Linked DNA regions of Homo sapiens: region 1 is linked to region 2. A link is a contact called in ENCODE Hi-C or POLR2A ChIA-PET data. All regions are on one chromosome and are shown on one strand. Each heading gives the region's core, a stretch centred on a gene start or an enhancer-like site at or near the end of the contact. The rest is flanking DNA. Distances are from core to core; before and after follow the strand shown. Region 1 overlaps LOC401312 (a long non-coding RNA gene). Region 2 holds the start of SNHG26 (small nucleolar RNA host gene 26).

Region 1 (5,216 bases), core at 616-3,115, 200 kb after region 2:
ATCATTTTGTTTTACACAGTGTATGTTGAGTAAATACTTGCATGAATGAATACCTAAATGGTGATTTAGAAAAGTGCTTCTCAAATTTTAATGTGTGTTAGAATCACCTGATCATCTTGTTAAAATGCAGATTCTGATTCTTTCAGTAGGTCTGGGTGAGGCCTGAGAGTCTGCATTTTCAATAAGCATCTAGATAGTGCCTGCTGTTTATGGACTACACTTTGAATAACAAGGACTTAGAAGATGAAGAACAAAGAGCTTCATATAGATCAGCAACACTCTTTGGTGTTCTTCCTCCTGTGTTCAAGTCAGTGGTAAGATGAACTGAGCAGTGAATGCAGTTGGAGATCTGGAGACCTAGGTTCTAGTCCCAATTGTGTCACTAAATTATTCCCATGACTTTATGTAGATTACATATCCTTTTTGGACCTCAGTTTCCAGTCCTGCCAAATAAGGGACTAAGGCTGGATCATGTTTCAAGCTGTCCTGAAGAGACCTCTAACTCTGCAGAGAAGCCTCAGGACCCCACCCCCTCACCCCAAGAAAAGTGTGAGGCTAGTGTGAGGAGGAAGAGGAGCAGAGAAGCCAATGGAGAAGGAACTATTCTTTAGAAAGGTAAGAGGACAACCAGGAACATGTCCTGTCACTAAGAAGATGGCTTGAAGAATGATGCAATGGGCTGGGCACTGTGGCTCATGCCTGTAATCCCAGCACTTTGGGAGGTCGAGATGGGTAGATCACCTGAGGTCAGGAGTTCAAGACCAGCCTGACCAATATGATGAAGCACTGTTTCTACTAAAAATACAAAAATTAGCTGGGCATGGTGGCATGAGCCTGTAATCCCAGCTACTCAGGAGGCTGAGACAGGAGAATCACTTGAACCCGGGAGAAGGAGGTTGTGGTGAGCCGAGATCACGCCATTGCACTCCAGCCTGGGCAACAAGAGCGAAACTCCATCTCAAAAAAAAAAAAAAAAAAAAGAATGAGGCAATGGTGGGTTGTGTCAAATACTTTCATTCAGTTGTCATTCAACACAGTATTTAAGGCCATTATGTTTCCCACTCCTGGAATGTGACACACTTGTTCTTCTGAAGAAGTTTGAAAATTAATTCTAGACCCGACCCCTCACTAAGTGGTAGCTAGAATACTTGAGGTCCATCCCTTAGGTGTATTAGTGTGCATATTCTCTGAATGTCTCCAGGAGGCAGGTAAATGGTGGGGGGATAGGATGAGGCATGGAATACACATGTGATCTGGATGGGTCACTTCATTACTCTGCAATGTCCCCATAACCACCATCACTACTAACAGGATTCTTGGATGAGGCGAGGACTTAGACCTCTCACAGGTCTGATGTTCTAGGATTTGACTATTGTTATGGCAAAGGAAGAGGAAAAGGGAAATGCCAGCTAAATGAGTCAGCAGTTATAGCAAAACTATCCCACTGTTCGTGGGGTCTGATCTACTCACCCTTTTTCCCGCTTATTTCCCCAGTGGGTTCCCAAGGTTCCAGTGGCTCCTTGAGAACAGGGAGATAACTGACTCATCCAGCTGCCACTCTTGGGCAGAGCTCAAGAGGAGCTAATGGCTAAAGTCTGACCAATGGGGAGGTATACATGCTGAGATGACTTTTATGTCCTTTCATTATTTCCAGGAAAGAAAGAGGGGGAAGAAGAAAGGAACATTTTTCCAGTGACACATTTTTAGTTTGAAACCAGCTGTACATGAAAATCACCTGTAGTACTTTAAGAAAATACTGACGTCCAAGGCCCACCCCCAGAGGTTCTGACTTCATTGGCATGGGGTGGGAATCAGGCAGTGTTTGTTTTTCAAGTTTCCCAGGTGATTCTAATGTGCAACCAGAAACGAGTTATTTTAGTGCTTAGGATCATGATTTCCCTTCTCTTTTCAGTCTGACTGTGGGCAATTTGACCAGAGTCCTGAACTGCTTAGTAAGAAGCCTGTGGTGGATATGGATTATTTAAAGTTCATCTTGATCTGAACAGAACTGTTAGGATAACTTTCTCTTCAAAACTGATGTGTTTTGGCTCTTGTAATCTTTCAGCCTTTGTAGCCTGAGATGGCTCTGGTGGGCAACTCCAAGCCAGAACAATGCTTCTTAGGTAGCAGGGGCTAGGAAATTGGTGTTCCTAACTTCAGCGTACATGGAATGTTTTAGCTAAGCATAAGCTCCCTGGATGACAGGGATTGTTTCTGTCTCAATCTGTCAGACAATGGGCAAATGTGGAGGAATCTTGCTTCTGTATTTTTTACATGGAAGTGGAATTCAGAGCCAGATTTCATAGATCTAAGATTAGGCTCCACAGTGGAGCTTAAGCATTGCGTATAATGACCTCATTCAATTGGCAGTGTTTACTCACTCTCTGCTACCTCATTTCTCCTCAAGGTTTCAACGGTGACCTGCCAACAGCTCCCAAATCTACAGGTTTCACCCAATTTTTGACTCATGACCTGTTGACAACCTCCGCCTGGATATGTCATGGGTTTCCTCAAAACCCAACATTTACAAAACTGAACATCCTCAAAACATCTTCCCTTTCTCACCATTCCTCTCAGTTAACAGCATCTCCATATACTCCATCACTTGGGTGGAACATATCAGAGTCCACTTAGCTTTCTTCACAAGCCTTTAATGGAGGAAATATTTATTGAGTATCTACCATGTGCCACCCACTGTGCCAACCACTGTCCATATGATGGTGAATAACCAAGACAAGGGCTTGCTCTCATGGAGCTTGCAGTCTTGTGGAGAAAAAGATAATAGAAAGTAAAGACATACTTTACTTTCAGGTAGTGAGTAGTGCTGAAAATAAAGCAGTGGGAGAGAGAGTGATAGTGGAAGCTACTTTAGAAAATGTAGCCAGAGAGGGCCTCTCAGAGAGACCACTTGAATGATGAGAAGGGCCGTGAAAAGAAGGGGGATGATAAAGGAAACTGCAAGTACCTGAGCCCTGAGACAGTTAAAAAAAACATCTGAGAGACCAGTGTCTGGAGTTTGGGCTGAGCAGAGATGAACTTGGCCAAACCACGCTGGACTTGTACAATGTGGTAAAAATGATGGATTTAACTGCACTTTATCTTAATATATCTCTTTTATCAACACCTTCCTTTCCACGCTCCCAGCCGCATTGTTTATCAAGAACCTGTTACATTTCACTTGACTATTTACCTTCTCAACTTTTCCAACTCCTCTTCCTCAGGCACCTTTGCTGGCTCTTCTCTTTCTCTCTTTACCCGCTATCTCTCAGCAGGCCTCAGACTTCTCTCCTGTCTCTCCCAAGAGTGCTACCCTAGACCAGCCTGCCTCAGATTCTGTTTCGGCCTAGAAGGGCCAAACATCTGGTTTGTCATCTTCCTTGGGTTTTAGCACATTATCACACACACATTAGGTCTTAGCACATTATTAGAACTCGCAAATCCCTTATTTGATAGAAGAACTGATTTCCTTTTTAACCCTAATTCCTCTCCCCTACCCCCATTTGAATGTGTATCTTTTCATTTGGATGTGTTCTTGTGGAATGTCCATTTTATTTGTATGCACTTATTTTAAATTCTGTAAATGATATTATAGTATCCCTTCTAGCCTCTTTCCTACTTTTTCATTAAGCACTGTGGTTTTAAGATCTATCCATGAGGCTATGTATGTTTCTAATCTGTTGCTGCTAACAAATGATAGTATTTCATGGTGTACACATTAATCAAGGTAGCCCAGGCTATGCCGAAGTAAAAACCCCCAAATCATAGTGGCTTAATAGACAAATTTTTTTTTTTTTTTTTTTTTTTTTTAGACGGAGTCTTGCTCTGTCACCCAGGATAGATGGCAGTGGTGCAATCTTTGCTCACTGCAACGTCCACCTCCTGGGTTCAAGCAATTCTCCTGCCTCGGCCTCCTTAGTAGCTGAGACTACAGGTATGCACCACTGTGCCCAGCTAAGTTTTATATTTTAGTTGAGATGGGGTTTCATCATGTTGGCCAGGCTGGTTTTGAATTCCTGACCTCAGCTGATCTGCCCTCCTTGGCCTCCCAAAGTGCTGGGATTACGGGCATGAGCCACCGTGCCCAGCCCTGTTGATTGTTTATTCATGTAGAATCCTCTGTAAGTCTGGCTGTTCCCTCCATAGGTCATGGAAGCTCTATTTTTTTGTTTGTTTCTTTGTTTTTGAGACAGGGTCTTGCTCTGTCACCCAGATTGGAGCGCAGTGGTGTGATCTCAGCTCACTGCAACCTCCACCTCTCAAGTTCAAGTGATCCACCCACCTCAGCTGGGACTATAGGCATGAGCCATCACCCCCAGCTAATTTTTGTATTTTAGGTAGAGATAGGGTTTCTTCACATTGCCCAGGCTGGTTTTGAACTCCAGGGCTCAAGCAATCTGCCCACCTAGGCCTCCCAAAGTGCTAGCATTACAGGTGTGAGCCACCATGCCTGGCCAGGGAAGCTCTTTTTTAAGCCACAACTCAGAGATCCCTTCTACTTCCATTTCATAGCTATGTCACTGGGAAATTATGACTTTCAGGGTTGCTAAAGGAGAGAAGAAAAAAATATAGGGAATCCATATCCATTCTTACATTCTTCAGACTTGAAGTACACATATCACTGCTATTCACAGCACATCGACCAAAACTGTTGAATGGCCCCGACCAACTGTGGGAGGGGCTAGGAAATGTGAGAAGTGTGTTGGCAGCCAGTGAGCCATAAATGTCTCTGATACAGTGAGTATCCACCATATTTTATCTACATACTGTCCAAGTGGTGGACATACAACCCCCAGCTGACACAAACAATGCTGCAGTGAGTATCTTTGGCCTAGAATCTCATGAACCTAAGTGAGAATCTTTTTGGAAAGTTGTAGTAGGTTAAATGGTTCTCAGAAAGATAGGTTCACATCCCAACCCCTAGAACCTGTGAATGTGACCTTACTGGGAGAAAGCATCTTTGAAAATGTAATTAAGGATCTTGAAAAGAGATCACCCTGGGTTATCCAGGTAGGTCCCAAATCTAATGACAAATGTCCTTCTAAGAGACAGAAGAGAAAACGAAAAAAGAAGGCAGAGGCAGAAAGTGGAGTGGTGCAGTCATAGTCAAGGAGCACCTTGAGCTGCCAGAAGCCAGAAGAGATAAGGAATAATTCTCCCATAGGGCCTTCAGAGGGAATGCAAATTTTATTTCAGATTTCTGGCCTCCAGAACTGTGA
Region 2 (5,417 bases), core at 232-2,731:
GGGCTCAATAAGAATCTCTAACACCTAAAGCAATGGTAAAACAAAGCCTTACCACCGCTATCTTCCTGTGCTGTATATAGGGCTATTCGCCAGAGCTGGAGGTATTCCAGGGAGGGAAAATTGTCCATGCTCTGGGTCTATCTATAACGCTGGATAAAAGATGCCTAGAACCTAGGCTGCAAATGTACAAGCTTTCCTCATTAAAGAATGGTAAAATGGGTCCCATTTGGTTTCATCAAAAAGGCAGCAAATCTTTCACAACTGAGGAAAACAGGTGAACCACGAGCTTCACATTCCAACAGAACTGTGGTACCTATGCTAGCCACAAAGATTATTTGTTGACTCAAATGTAAATTTAGATCTTTATCAATTTTACTAAATTCGCAAAGTATCCCTTTATATAGCATTTTGTACCAGTAATGAACAATTAGTATGCTCAGCGATGCTCAGGAGAGCCGCTCCAAAAACTTACATTATTCCCCAGACAAACGTTCTCTAGGGGCAGCCTTGCGTATTTCTACACCTTAGTAGACCTAAGTTAGGCGTTCAACACCTTGTCCTGGTCCAAGCCAGAAAGAACCCAGTAGTTCAGACTTTTCCCAGGTCAGAAAACCACGAAGGGCCTCCTCACACCCTGATTAAACGTTGGAAGCGGGCCCTGTGCTGTAATAACGCTCTGGCCACTCCCAAAAAAGCGAATCTTCGGGAGGAAAGCAGGCTCCCTTATTAGGGCTCACAGCACTCCGCTCAACTTACTGTAGGCGTCGGCTCCAGCAAGACTCGTCCCTCCAAGCCTTTAAATTATCTGACTGCGGGCCAGTAGCAAATGAACGGCACTGGTGGCGGTGGGGGATGGCTGCGCGAGTGAAATGACCTCCGTGTGTTTGCTAACCCCGCTATTATACTGCCCCGCTTAGAAACTTAAAGCGCTTCAGACATCAGATCTCACTCGCTTCCCAAATAGGCTTCCGTCCGCGCGGTCACAGCCCCTGGGCAGGCAGGAGCCCCGAGTGCACCAAGAACCCAGAGACCGTCCGGGGCTCGGCGCCTCCGCCTGCGGTTGGAATTTGATCCTCAAAATGCAATCATTTAATTGAAAAAGGACTAAAAGCTGCCTGTAGGCCGAATGCGTGGACGGCAGGGACTCAGGCACGGGAGGTGACGGGCGCCTGGCGGCTTCTGCTGAGTGGGGGTGGGATCCTCGAGGAAAGGGGGCGGCCCCTTCAAGCGCACAAGGACACGGGCCGTCCTAACCCGGGACGAAGGGCCCAAGCGCCACGAGGACGCCCCCACCCCCGAGGGGCCCTAACGGAGGCTTCCCCGCGGCGCCGAGCCGAGGCCTCGGCGTGGGGGCAGCGAGAGGCGCGCCTAGGAAGCGCACGGGGTAGCCCCGGAGCCACGTGGTCGGCTCCTGCGTCCAGAAGGTCCGAGCCCACTTACCCAGTCACGCGCCGCGGCCGAAAAGGGAGGGCACTGCGGAGATCAAGTTTAAAAGGGGCCTGGGCGGGGCGGCACCAACCAAAAAGTTGCCGGAAGGCCCCTCCGGGTCCAGCACCCGCCCCGCCCGCGGGGCCCGGAGGCCCTCGCGCGCCCCCTGTCGGCGGCCCGGGCCTTCCCCGCCTTGGGCCCCCCCCCCCACCCCACACGGCCCCGGCTCCCACTTGGCCCCGGCTCCCACTTTGCCCCGGCCTCCGAGTCTGGGGAGTCTGCCCCAAACTCTCGCTGGCTGTGATGTCTCTTTACCTCGTTGAAGGTCAGAGGAAGCTCCTGCCACTCAAATAATGTTAGGTGTCTCTGGTACCCACTCCCCTCCCTTGCCTGGTGTTTCTTAAAGTCTTCAGCCACGCCCCTGGGTGCTTCTTTCAAGACTCGTCTAATTACGTAGCAGAAGACTGGCTCCCGTTAAAGGATGTGAACATTAGCGGAGGTCGGGGGTGCAAACTCATCGAAGAGGGGTTGAAGCACGGGGAGGACTCCTGGTGCCTGGAGTGCTGCATGCTTAGAATGATGGCCACGGCCCGCAAATATCTTGCCCCCAAAGCACGTCTGTGTCATTGGACTGTGAGGAGGAAGGGGAGAAGGTATTCTGACTGCAGTAAAATAAGCAGGTCTGTTGGCTGGATGCCTAAGCAGCACTACATATAGAACATGAGTGTTAAGGACTGAATTTGTCCCCACTCCCAAAGACATTGAAGACCTAACCTCCAGCACCTGTGAATGCGACCTAACTTGGAAAAACTGCGTCTTTACAGATGTGGTCAAGACGAGATCATTGGGGTGGACCCTCCTAATTCAACATGACTGATGTCCTTATCACACGGTGTCAAAATGCCACTTGAAGACAGAGACACACGAAAATGTGGCGGGACAGGGGCAGATCAGAGTGATGCAGCTGTAAGCCCAGGAATGCGGTGGATTGCCGGCCACCACCGGAGAAAGGCTAGGAAGAGGCAAGGAAGGACCCTCCCCTGCAGATTTCAGAGGGAGCTTGGTGTTTGGTTCTGCTGACACTTTGATTTTGGACTTCTAGTCACAAGAAATGTGAGACAAAACATTTCTGTTAAGTCACCGAGTGCTTTGTTAAGGCATCCCTAGGGAATTAATACAAGGACTGTGGGGACTTTCCCTCTGCCGTTCTGTGTAAAATCTGGCCATAAAGACATTATTTGACTTCCCTTGTTTGACTGTAGGTCATAAGACCCCCATTCCAGAGGGAGTCCTGTCCCATACCCAGAAGGAAAGAGTGCATGCTCAGAGAGGCCAAGAAGAATCCAGACAGACAGGCCTTGCTGGGTTTTCTCCCTCTATTAGTCTTAGATCATACACTTTTTGTCCGATCACATTTCTACGTCACTGCCCATACTTTGTTGAACCTAGGCATAAAAATGGATAATTTCCCCTGTATCTTTGGGTCTTCATTTGAAGGATCCCGGGTATACACATTAAATACATTTATATGCTTTTTCTCCAATTAATCTGCCTTTTGCAAGTTGATTTTTTAGTGAACCTTAAGAGGGCAAAGGGAAAACTTTCCATGTTGGCCCCTACAGATTGCTCAGTGCAGCAAATACTTATTGAGTGCCTATTCTATGCCAGGTGCTGTGATTGGTGTTGGAGGGTGTGAAGTTCAATGAGAAACTGCCCCTGCACTAAAGTGAGGAATATAAAATGAGATTCACCCACTGATAGAAGCCCATGAAGAGTGCCAAGGGCACAGCATAAAGCCACAAAGCCCAGCCTGCTAAGGCTACAGGAAAGGCTTCCAGAAGGAAGAGGTACCTATTAGTACAATGAGTGTAGCATGACCAGCAGGAAACTCATATGCTGCATGAAATTTAGGAGAGGAAAGAAGCAAAGAGGCCAAGAGAGTTACAGAAAAATCATAGGATAATAGAGTGCAGGGGACTTTAATAGGTCATCTAGGATTATTCTCTGGTGGGTGGAGCTGGTCTTAGGGTGTTGTCATGCAGAGTTGCCATGATGGTGCAATGTAGGCTCCATGAGAACTCTGTTTCCTTCTCTACTGAATCCCCCGAATTCAGTGTAAACGCCTAGAATATATTTAGATAAGGGGAAAAACTCCTTATCTAAATATCCTTATCAGAGGAAGAGATTATTCCCCCAAAGCAGTTCAATATTCATACCATAAAACTCTTCAAGGCTGATAATGGGGCAGTAGTGGGGTTTTATCCCAGGCGGTAGCTTCCTTGGGTCACCTTGAGTGTGAATTTATTCCTGTATTCCCAGTACCTGGCCTAGGGCTTTGCACATTGTAAATGCTTGATAAAACCTACTGAATTTCCTTTTCTTGCTGTCCATTTGACTTGTCTTTCACACATGTGGTGAACTACAGATATTCCCTGACTTACAATGGTTTGATTTATGTTTTTTTTTTTTTTTTTTACTTTGTGATGGTGCAAAAGCAATACGTAGCTCAGTAGAAAGTGTGCTTCAAGTATCCGTACAACCATTCTGTTTTTCACTTTCGGTACAGTGTTCAATAAATTACATGAGATATTCAACACTTTATTCTAAAATAGGTTTTGTGTTCAATTGTTTTGTCTAACTGTAGTGTAATGTAAGTGTCCTGAGCACATGTGAAGTAGACTAGGCTAATGGGATAATAGTAGACTGGGATGTTCGGTAGGTAGGTGTATTAAATGCACTTTCAACTTACCATATTTTGAACTCACAGTGGGGTTATCAGAACATAAATCCATTATAAGCTAAGGAGCATCTATGCTTGGAGAGTAGGAATCCCAGGGCATTGGGAGGCGTTGTGCACTTCCCTGGCTTGTTTTGCTGCTGTTAGTGGGGAGCCTTTTCCCCCAGTCCCATGCTTTTCTGTAGAGGAGCTTCTCCCAGACAATGCCCCGGGCCTTTTACTCATTCTTTCCTCATTCCTTTCCAGAGAAGGAAGGAATTTCAATACAATTCTGTGCCAACATGAATGCTGAAATCATGCAAACTGTGGTGGTCCTGTTGGCTTCCATCCTCTGCCTGTCACCTGTTTTCAAGGTGGACAGGTGCAGACTATTATTTCCTCTGTGGGACTAGGGGAAATGGGTGTGGTGAACTGCACCCAGCCATTTTTGTGTTTTTTCGATGGTCAAAGTGGAATTAAAAATAATGTCGCTCCCAGCACTTTGGGAGGCCGAGGCAGGTGGATCATCTGAGGTCGGGAGTTTGAGACCAGCCTGACCAACATGAAGAAACCCCATCTCTACTAAAAATACAAAATTAGCTGGGCGTGGTGATATATGCCTGTAGTGCCAGCTACTCGGGAGGCTGAGGCAGGAGAATCACTTGAACCCGGGAAGCAGAGGTTGTGGTGAGCCGAGATTGCGCCATTGCACTCCAGCCTGGGCAACAAGAGTGAAACTCTGTCTCAAAAAAAAAAAGTATCTCTCATTAACCCTGCAATAACATAATCCTGGAAGCCACTGAGGGTTTTCTCAGCTCAGTGTATAGTCAGTCAATTGGGGACATTGTAAGTGTCACTGCCTTAACTTTTGTGCTTTTCTTTTTTTATTTCTTTTTTCTTGAGGTGGGGTCTTGCTCTGTTGCCCAGGCTGGAGTGCAATGGCAGAATCATAGCTCACTGCAGCCTTGACCTCCTGGGCTCAAGCAATCCTCCTGCCTAAGCCTTCTAAGTAGCTGGGACTACAGGTGTGTGCCACCGTGCCTGGCTAATTTTTTTTTTTTTTTTTTTTTGTAGAGGTGGGGTCTCACTATGTTGCCCAGGCTAGTCTTGAATCCTGGGTTCAAGCAGTCTTCCTGCCTTGGCCCCCCAAAACACTGAGATTACATGTGTGAACCAGCATGGCCTGCCACTTTTATGCTTTTTGATGGTCAAAACGGTATTAAAAATAGTGTCTCTTGGTTGGGCGCAGTGGCTCACGCCTGTAATCTTAGCA

Evidence for each region. A loop is a pair of places that touch in the nucleus more often than their neighbours do. ChIA-PET counts read pairs that join two places held with the same protein, here RNA polymerase II (POLR2A). Pooled maps may share reads with other maps.
Region 1: a loop to region 2 is called in a map of endothelial cell of umbilical vein, with 2.2 times the contacts of the local background. The contact joins the enhancer-like site here to the promoter of SNHG26 in region 2. A Hi-C loop is called at or near these places in 4 of 168 maps with a recorded cell type or tissue (K562, PC-9, endothelial cell of umbilical vein and 1 more) and 4 of 50 pooled maps. POLR2A ChIA-PET finds 5 or more read pairs at or near these places in 5 of 52 experiments (AG04450, H1, IMR-90 and 2 more).

What each region holds. Positions count from the first base shown.
Region 1 is chr7:22,648,345-22,653,560 of GRCh38, reverse strand. LOC401312 (a long non-coding RNA gene) reads left to right here. Exons shown (of 5, transcript NR_122075.1): 3 at 147-314; 4 at 410-615; 5 at 2,408-3,601. Among named protein-coding and RNA genes, the nearest start is that of IL6, 76 kb to the left of the region's middle. Within about 2 kb of position 1,865, at least 3 of the 41 ENCODE cell types and tissues checked have a DNase peak (open chromatin) inside an H3K27ac peak, as active enhancers do; they include endothelial cell of umbilical vein and mammary epithelial cell, where a contact is called at or near this core.
Region 2 is chr7:22,850,304-22,855,720 of GRCh38, reverse strand. It overlaps SNHG26 (small nucleolar RNA host gene 26), which reads right to left and starts at 1,481. Exons shown (of 5, transcript NR_146320.1): 1 at 1,441-1,481. RefSeq lists enhancers at 477-706, 498-1,109 and a silencer at 1,207-1,666.